Regions from separate parts of the Homo sapiens genome. Here region 2 is linked to region 1. The links are chromatin loops, found by intact Hi-C in ENCODE. Cell type or tissue: transverse colon. All regions are shown on one strand.

What was found. Peaks named below come from ENCODE experiments on the same cell type or tissue, not always from the same donor. Only the 100,000 strongest peaks of a DNase experiment are listed, where the experiment ranks them.
Region 2: a loop joins it to region 1, with 9 times the contacts of the local background. A loop is called at or near these places in 18 of 110 quality-filtered maps.

What each region holds. Positions count from the first base shown.
Region 1 is chr20:53,209,905-53,214,904 of GRCh38, reverse strand. The region is part of intron 1 of TSHZ2 (teashirt zinc finger homeobox 2); the gene reads right to left. Among named protein-coding and RNA genes, the nearest start is that of TSHZ2, 240 kb to the right of the region's middle. In transverse colon, no CTCF peak of the experiment used is centred here; no DNase peak of the experiment used is centred here.
Region 2 is chr20:53,550,457-53,555,456 of GRCh38, reverse strand. ZNF217-AS1 (ZNF217 antisense RNA 1) reads right to left here and starts at 2,687. Exons shown (of 6, transcript NR_110051.1): 1 at 2,370-2,687. In transverse colon, no CTCF peak of the experiment used is centred here; no DNase peak of the experiment used is centred here.

The sequences.
Region 1 (5,000 bases):
TCAAGCTCATTGCAATGACACTCTCCTCTCAGGTTTACGGGCTCCTTCTTAGATTAATTATAATAATAATAGTGTTTATTGATTGAGTGCTTACTAAGCACAGGCAGGCACTGGACACTCTACACACCCTCCCTTCCTTCTGCTTCATTCCTTTCTCTGCTCACATTGTCTTCTTCTTCTTTTCATTTTGAGACAGTCTTGCTCTGTCACCCAGGTTGGAGTGCAATGCAGTGGCATGATCTCTGGTCACCTCGGCCTCCACCTCCCGGGTTCAAGCAATTCTCTTGCCTAATCCTCCCAGGTAGCTGAGATTAAAGGCACGTGCCACCATGCCTGGCTATTTTTTATATTATTAGTAGAGACATGGTTTCACAATATTGGCCAGGTTTGTCTTGGCCACGATATTGGCCAGTTCAAGTGATCTGCCGGCCTCAGCCTCCCAAAGTGTTGAGGTTACAGGCGTGAGCCCTCGCAACACTGTCTTCTTAAAAGCCCCTTCCCATACCAGTCTTAGGAAAGTGCACTTTCCTCCACCTCCAACTAAGCCCTTGCTCGGCTTCATTTTTCTTGCACAGCATTTAATAATCTGACATATTTTATACTTATTTGTTCAATCGTCCATCATCCGCTCCCTCTCCCCCTGCCACCCCCGTAACATAAACTCTAAGAGATCAGGGATCTTGTATGTTTTGCTCATTGTTATTTCCTCAAGACCTTGAACTAAGCCTGTTATGTAGGTGTAAGTATTTCAATAAATATTTAATTACATCAATTTAAATAATTTCATTTGATTTGGGCTACTTACCATATGTCACTTTACACTGTACTTTATCGTGTGAGTTTTGTGTTTTCACACTGAATTTGAAGCAATGTAAGGCCGACACCTATGGTTTATCTGTGTATGTGACCTCCCCGCCAGCACCTACTACTATATTGTACTTAGCACAATGTCCTATATTGAAGAGGCACTCAGGAAATAGTTGTTGATTTTAATCATCCTTCCAGACAAGGGAGCCAAGAGATGTTACAAAGTCAGGCTGGACTTATTGTCAGGAGGCACAGTCTTACCCTTTAGAAGTCACGGTGACAGGGCCATTTCATAATGGCTTTGTTTTATAAAGGTACTATTCAAATCTCAAGTGTGAAGAGCAACCATGAAGTTGGTTTATCAGTGTTCATTGGCATGAAATTGCAAAAAAAAAAAAAAGTCCAATTAGTTTATTAAATTCTTAATGGTGTCCCAAATAATGTTGTCACCAAAGAAAGAGAGGTTGTTTCTATAGGAAATACTTCACCATCAAATTTCTCTCTCTCTCTCTTTCTCTCTCTCTGTCTCTCGTGTGTGTGTGTGCAGCCTCGCTTTACCCATGGTATAGAGTTCAATTTTTCTTGTTGACTGATTAATTAAACTTTAAACACTTTTTGCTGTGGGTTTAATCAGCCATGCAGTCAGCCCAGTTCAGGCATTGACGAGTGCTGGGTGGTTCCTATTAGCTCTAGTTGTAACGAAGCATCCAGGTGCAGCAGCAGAAGGAATTCAGGGACCAGCTTTTTTCAAGGACTAATCCAGACTCCAAATTGTCATGTTTCTTCAGAGAGAGCCAAAAGGTACAATTTTGCATGAAATTTTCAAGGCATGAACAAGAAACTGTTAACAAACTTTCAACCAGTAATCTCCAGTGACTTAAACCTAAGGTAGCTAGATTTGTAGCTATTTGAAATTTTATTTAAAAGTTTTTCGGTGTTTTGATTGTTTGTAAGACATTGAAAAACTCCATAAATCAACAAAAACTGAAACTTAACCCTCCATACTATTAATTACATATTGCAGTAGACATTTTCCTTTCTTTCCCCTGTGTCCATTGCTGTTTCCCTTGATTGACAACACCTTGGTTTCAATTGTCTTATGAAGTGGATCCCCCTCCTTACTTTTGATCCACAGGATTCAGGAGAAGTCAACCCACACCAACCACCTAATGAGCATGCCACGCAAGCCCCAAAGCTTTTTTGGAGCACGTCATCCCCCTGGCCCCAAGGAGTGGTCCAGGGATGGGTTCCTGAGCCAATTCTGAAAAATAAGACTTGCAGAATTTCCTGGGAACCACCAGGAGAAAGCAGTACTTCCTTTCCTGCTGGTTCTCAATCTGGGGGACCACACCTCCATGCGGAGAGAATCTTTTGTAAATGAAGCCGGCACAGAGGAAAGTGGGTTGACTTCTGAATCCAGCCACACTTGAGATCTATCCTCACACTATTCAGTTAGAAGACCCAATGAAGTCCCTCTTGATGCTAATTTGAGTTGGGCTTTCTGTACTCTGAATGAAAGCAGTCCTGATTATTATATAAACGATATCCCTCCCCCTCGATGTGTCCCAGTAATTCAGAGTTCCCTTTTGGGGGCAGTTAAAAACTCAAGAACGAATGTCCATCACATCTTCATTTGAAAACTGCCCTGTGTTCCCGTAAAGAATTACAAGAAAGAATTTTACAGCAAGGATTCGTTAGTATAATTTGCTACAGCTTTTCATTAGCGGGAACCTACTCTAAATTAGTATCATCATTAAATAAACCATATGACAAGAGTTAGGTTTCTCCAAACTGTTCTTTTTTCCTCTAAAGAAATAGCTCAAATATCCGCAAGTATGTTGTCATTGCTCATGTAACACTTTAAATTATTGCAAAGTCATTGTTCTTTCATTTCCTATGCTCCAAGTGCTGGGTCACTCAGGGACTCCATGTGAGGGATTCCAAGATGACAACTTCATTAGAGAAGCAGTGCTGTCTGGGCCCCCAGTCCTTATGCAAACAGGCCCTTCTGAACACGATTGAGAGTTAGGAACAATTTTGAGCTCATTTATGCCACTTCGATATGATTGAAACTTAAGTGGGCTGGGTAACGCAGGTAAGGACAGGGTGGCCATCAGCAGTTTTGTCTTCATGGACCCCTCCTATAATACTAAACATTATCAATATTATGACAATAACAGACACCAGGGACTCCAAAGAGGGAGAGGGTGGGAGGGAGATGAGTGTTGAAAAGTTACCTATTGGGTACAATGTTCACTTCTGGGGTGACGGGTACACTGGCAGCCCAAACCTGATCATTATGCAACAAACCTGCACAGGTACCCTCTGAGTCTACGATGATAAAATATTTTCAATATTAAAAGTTCTTCTTTATTATTGTTTTAGACACAGGGTCTCACTCTGTCACCCAGGCCGGAATGCAGCGGCATAATTGTAACTCACTGCAGCCTCCATCTCCTGGCTCAAGCGATCCTCCCATCTGAGCCTGCTGAGTATTGGGATTGCAGGTAGGAGCGACTGTGTGGCTCATACCTAAAAATTATTCTTGATATTACTTTAAATGCATCAATGTTTACTTTTTTTTTTTTATTTCAGGCAAAATTTATTACACTTTGATGGGCCCTACAAAAGTAAAGCATTTTCTTTGACTGTGAATGTTCCTTTTATCCCTCTGATTCTAAAATAAAGTAAAACATTTCTGAAAGTTTCCTGAGCCTACAGTGCTTAATGGAGCCAGGGACCCTGAGTGGAGGCATCTATGGACCTCTTGTTTTGCTTTGCTTTGTTTCACACAAAAAGAGCTTTTATCTTTCATCGGAGGTTTAATTTTAAACGCCGATCTTGGGAAACTGTTTAGTGACCTGGGAAAGTTACTTAAAGTCTCTGGGCCTGTTTCCTCATATGTAAATTGAGCATAATAATAATCCCTACCTCACAGGGTTACAGCAAGGATTAAATGACTCAATTCAAGTAATGTGCTTAGAAGAGTCTGGCATACATAGCAAATCACTCAATAAATACTACCTACTAATACAACTGCTGCTGCTGTTTTTATTATGTCCAGATGGATTCTCTGAGAACATAATTATCCATTTGTTTTTTCTCTTTTTTTCTTCCTTTCTCTCTCTTTAATTACTAAAGGAATATTTCTTTAGAAACTCCAAACACTGCAGAAATATTTAAAGTAGGAACCCAATCTCATAAACCCCTTTGTCATCCTGCTGCCTGGAAGTAATCTCTGTTAAGAGATTTTGTGTGGACACACACACGGATATGCACACACTTTTTAATTGAGATTATATACGTCTTATTGATATGGACAGGAGACAGGGAAATACTGGATAGAAGAGGGTGGTCCTGAGCAAAGAGCCCCCCCATCAAGCCTGAAGACCTGAAGCTTTAAGTGGGAACAGGCATTTCTGTTCTTACACCCAAAGTGTTGCTTTTTGGTCCTCCATATCCCCCATCCTGTAGTCGTATAAACCCCAAACCCCAGGCTCCAAAAGCAGATGAGGAGACAAGGAGACAAGCAGATGGACGATGGAATGGCACGGCAGAGAAAGAGAGAAGGAACGTCTGAATGCTGACAGGAATTCATGTGGAAACGGTTGGAGTTGAGTTCAGCCACTGGACAGCCAAACTCCAGGGGAAGATCATTTCCCCACTCCATCCCCCTCCCAACTCCTCATCCAGCCCACTGAGAGCCACCTCCACCGCTCGATAAAATCCCTCATTCATCCTTCAAGCCCACATGTGGCCCGATTTTCCCTTGGATGCTGGGCAAAAGCTTGGGATACAGAAAGCTGTCACATTGGCTCTCTGCTCTTGCAAAAAGGCAGAGGGTCCATTGAGCTGGTTAACGCTCTAGCCATCCGTGGATGGCAGGGCTAAAACGGCACACTGCAACACACACCCACTCGGGCTCCTGCACCTGTCTGTCTGCGTGCTCCCCCACCCCTCAGGGGTTTGAGCAGTGGCAACGACCCAACAGGCAAGCCACACCCCTGTCTCACGTCCTGCGACGGGGATCTGGGAACTCTCCCGTTTCATTATTAATTTGCTTCTTTCCGACTTAACGCTACATCAAGGCAATGTTTCCAAATTGAAACGCATTTGTAGAGGGGGCCATCTTCTTCCTTTCCCCAAGTGGTTGCCACTGCCTAGGAAGTAGGTACTTCTGCTCTCCTGGAAGA
Region 2 (5,000 bases), 340 kb before region 1:
AAAAAAAACTTCTATTCATTTTTCAGATCTCAGCTGGCTGTTCTTTCTTAGCTGTGGCTGCCCCCACATGTAGGGCCTCCTCTCCTGCCTGATCCCGAAGCACTCCCACTTTCCTGTTACTTGCAGGGCTGTGAGCATCAGTTTATTTGCCCTCAGCCCTTGGCACACCACAAACTCCTGGAGGTCAAGGATGACTTCGGTTTGGTTCATAGTTCATAACTCTCTGCCAAGCACATGACATTCTGCCCAGTACATCGTAGGAGCTGGAGAAATAGCGTAGTAAATAAAATTATGTAAATTAAACTTAATTAAAATATTCATTTTTAGAAAAACAAAAACAAGGCTGATAGGCCATTGGTGAAATTGACAAAAATGAACTAAAATTTGCCTAATAAATAAAATAGAACACGTTATTCAAAAACATTTGAAGGCTGGGTGTGGTGGCTCACGCCTGTAATCCCAGCACTTTGGGAGGCTAAGGCGGGCAGATCACGAGGTCAAGAGATCGAGACCATCGTGGCCAACATGGTGAAACCCTGTCTCTACTAAAAATACAAAAATTAGCTGGGTATAGTGGCAGGTGCCTGTAGTCCCAGCTACTCAGGAGGTGGAGGCAGGAGAATCACTTGAAACCGGGAGGCGGAGGTTGCAGTGAGACGAGATCACGCCACTGTACTCCAGCCTGGCGACAAAGCAAGACTCTGTCAAAAAAAAAAAAAAAAAAAAAAAAGAGCTTTTGAAGAACATGAATAGCTAAACCTACCCTACTGTATAAAGAATGTTGGAGGCTGGGCGCAGTGGCTCATGCCTGTAATCCCAGCACTTTGGGTGTTCGAGGCAGGCGGATTGCCTGAGGTGAGGAGTTCGAGACCAGGCTGACCAACATGCTAAAACCCCGTCTCTACTAAAAATACAAAAATTAGCCAGGCATGGTGGCGGGTGCCTGTAATCCCAGCTACTCAGGAGGCTGAGGCAGGAGAATCGCTTCAACCTCGGAGGTGGAGGTTGCAGTGAGCTGAGACTGGGCCATTGCACTCCAGCCTGGGCAACAAGAGCGAAACTACGTCTGAAAAAAATAAAAAAAGTTGGAATTTTGATTGGAAAAAGTAACACTTCATAAGGGAACGTTTTAGTTTGTATTGATTTCAATTTTGCCAACTTTCTAGCATGTTCAGGATTCTTCCAGCAGCTTCTCAGACAGCATATCAGCTTCGGTTAGCTACTATTCAGACAATTGCATTTCATAATCAGCAATCAAAATTGTACTTTTCTGTTAAAGCTGTTAAAATATTCTTGCTTTTAAAAAAGCTGTTAAAAACACAATTGGAAAAGTCAGTGAAATGATCATTTGATATTTGATTATTCAGTGAATTAGTTTTAGGCAAATCGGACTGGCAGGCTGCAGAGGTGGCAACAGGCCAGAGGTCATTAGAGGACCAGGAAGCCACAGGAAGGTCACCTCGGCTACATTTTATAGCTCACAAAATGTTTTTACACACACACTACCCACTCCCCCCCCTCCACTGCCCCCATCACCCCGAGATGGAGTCTGTCGCCTAGGCTGGAGTGCAGTGGCACAATCTCGGCTCACTGCAACCTCTGCCTCCCGGGTTCAAGCAATTCTCCTGTCTCAGCTTCCCAAGTAGCTGGGATTACAGGCACCCGCCACCATGCCTGGCTAATTTTTGTATTTTTAGTAGAGACGGGGTTTCACCATGTTGGCCAGGCTGGTATTGAACTCCTGACCTTGTGATCCTCCTGCCTCAGCCTCCCAAAGTGCTGGGATTATAGGCGTGAGCCACTGCACACAGCCTATACACACACTTTTTTAAAAAAACTTTTTTATTTTGGGATTTTTTTTTTTTTAAGTTTTAGTCTTGCTCTGTCACCCAGGCTGGAGTGCAGTGGTGTGATCTTGGCTCACTGCAACCTCCGCCTCCCAGGTTCAAGCCATTCTCATGCCTCAGCCTCCCAAGTAGATGGGACTACAGGCGCCACCACACCTGGCTAAGTTTTGCACTTTTAGTAGAGACAGGGTTTCACCATGTTGGCTGGGCTTGTGTCGAATCCCTGACCTTAAGTGATCCTCCTGCCCTTGGCCTCCCAAAGTGCTGGGATTACAGGCTTGAGCCACCTCGCCCAGCCTGGAATAATTTTATATTCACAGAACAGTTGTAAAGAGATTGCAGAGAGTTCCTGAATTCGAACCCAAGTTCCAACCCTGCACCCAGCTGGCCCTAGTGCTACCATCTTACATAAGCACAATGCATCTGTCAACACTAAGAAATTAACACTGGTATGTTACTTTATTTAGAATTCCCTAGTTTTCCCATTAGTGGTGGGATTTTTTTTCTGTCCCAGGATCCTACCTTGCATTCAGTCATCATGCCTCTTGTAGTCTTCTCTCGTCTGTGACCATTTCTTAGATTTTCCTTGTTTTTCATTCCGTGGACAGTGTTGGGAAGGACTCGGTGTTTTGTAGAATGTCTGCTGATCTGGGTTTGTCTGATGTTTTCTCATGATTGTCTGGGATTACGGGTTTTGTGGAGTATAATGCAGAGGTAAAGTGCCTTGTCATCTCATCATATCATGGGAGGCGGGGGTAGTATTGTGGGAGGCAGGGGTATGTGAGAGCCGCCTGGCAAATCTTGCCTCTACCAGGGTGCTTAATGTTGTCACATGTTTGATTATCATAACCTGTAAAATAACTGGAAAAGTTAAGATTCTATTTTATCATTTCAATGATTTTTTTTTTTTTTAATTTTGAGATGGAGTCTCGCTCTGTCGCCTAGGCTGGAGTGCAGTGGCGCAATCTCAGCTCACTACAACCTCTGCCTCCCGGGTTCAAGCAATTCTCCTGCCTCAGCCTCCTGAGTAGCTGGGATTACAAGTGTGCACCACCATGCCTGGGTAATTTTTGTATTTTTAGTAGAGACGGAGTTTCACCATGTTGGCCAGGCTGGTCTTGAACTCCTGGCCTCAAGTGATCCGCCTGCCTGGGCCTCTCAAAGTGCTGGGATTACAGGAGTGAGCCACCACGCCAGCCTCAACAGATAATATTTTAGTGAGCAGTCATATATGCAGGCGTTGCTTAAATTGAAGTCATTCAGTATTAATGAGGAAGGTCAGATGAGATCCTGTACTTAAGGAGCTGGGAAACTGAGGATTCGAGAGTCTAAACAGCTTTACCCAATGTGGTCCAGGTTGTAGGTGGCAGAGCCAAAATTCAAACGCGTGTCTCACTTCAAAGGCTCTGTGTGTGTTTGTGTGTGTGTGTGTGTGTGTGTGTGTGTGTGTTTGCTTTTGCTCCATTGATTCCAAATAACAAAACAAAACCAAACAAAAACTTTGCTACAAAACCCTCACTCTGATCCTGATGCTATCTTAATTGTGATAAATGTGTTGTTTAATCTTCACAACAAACTCATGGAAAGGAACTATATGTAATCCCAGAGCTTTGGGAGGCCGAAGCGGGAGAACTGCTTGAGCCCAGGAGTTTGAGACCAGCCTGGAAAACGTAGTGAGACCTCATCTCTACAAAAAGTTTAAAAATTAACCAGGTCTGGTGGCATGTGCCTGTAGTCTCAGCTACTCTGGAGGCTGAGGTGGGAGGATTGCTTGAGCCCAGGAGTTCAAGGTTGCAGTGAGCTGTGATCGCACCACTGCATTCCAGCCTGGCCAACGGCATGAGATCCCTGTCTCAAACAAAACTAAACAAAACCAAAAGAAAAGGAACTACATATCCTTCCTTTTTCAGGTGAGGAAACTGAGCCTTTGAGTGGTTAAGGAACATGTTCAAGGTTATAAAGCTGGCGCATGGGCTGGGCGCAGTGGCTCATGCCTGTAATCCTAGCACTTTGGGAGGCCGAGGTGAGCAGATCACCTGAGGTTTCTACTAAAAATACAAAATTAGCCAGGTGTGGTGGTGCATGCCTGTAATCCCAGCTGCTCGGGAGGCTGAGGCAGGAGAATTGCTTGAACCCGGGAGACGGAGGTTGCAGTGAGCCAAGATTGCTGCATTGCACTCCAGCCTGGGCGATAAGAGAGAAACTCCATGACACACACACACACACACACACACACACACACACACACACAAAAGCTGGCACATGGCTGAGTTGGGACTGGAAACAGACTGCTGGGCTCGAGGGCCTGAGTTTTCTTCATCAGAACATCACACACATTTAAAAATGTTTTGAAAATGTATATGTTTATTTATATTGAGGTAAAATTTACAAAACATAAAATATACCACATTATGCAAAGCTGGAGGCCAATAAACAAAATATATGTAAAAAGAAGAAAAAAATTCAAAAAGAAAAACTATATTAAAGTGTACAATTCAATAGCTGTTAGTACACTGACAACGTTGTGCAACCACCACCTCTATTATCAAGTTTCAAAATATTTCCATTGTCTCAAAAGGAAGCCCAGTTAGGCCACCACCCGCCATCCTTCCCTCCCCTAGCCTCTGGCAACCACTAATCTAGCTTCTGTCTGTATGGATTTACCTATTCTGGGCATTCCATATGACTGGAATTATGTGGTTTTTGTGTCTGGTTTCTTGCCCTTAGTGTAACTTTTTTTTTTTTTTTCGAGACAGGGTCTTGCTCTGTCACCCAGGCTGGAGGGCAGTGGCGCAATCGCAGCTCACTGCAGCTCCGACCTCCTGGGCTCAGGTGATCCTCCTGCCTGCCTCAGCCTCCTGAGTAGCTGGGGCCCCAGGTGTTCAGCACAATACTCGGGTAATTTTTTTTATTTTTATTTTTTGAGGAGACAAGAAGGTCTTACTATGTTGCTCAGGCTGGTCGGGAACTCCTGGGGTCAAGTGATCCTCCCACCTAGGCCTCCCAAAGTTGGGATTACAGACGTGAGCCACTGAGCCCAGCTGGGACTTAGCATAATGTTTTTGAGGCTTACTCATGGTGGAGCATGGATCAGTGTTTCATGCCTTTTTATAGCTGAATAATATTCCGTGATGTGGATAGACCAACATATGG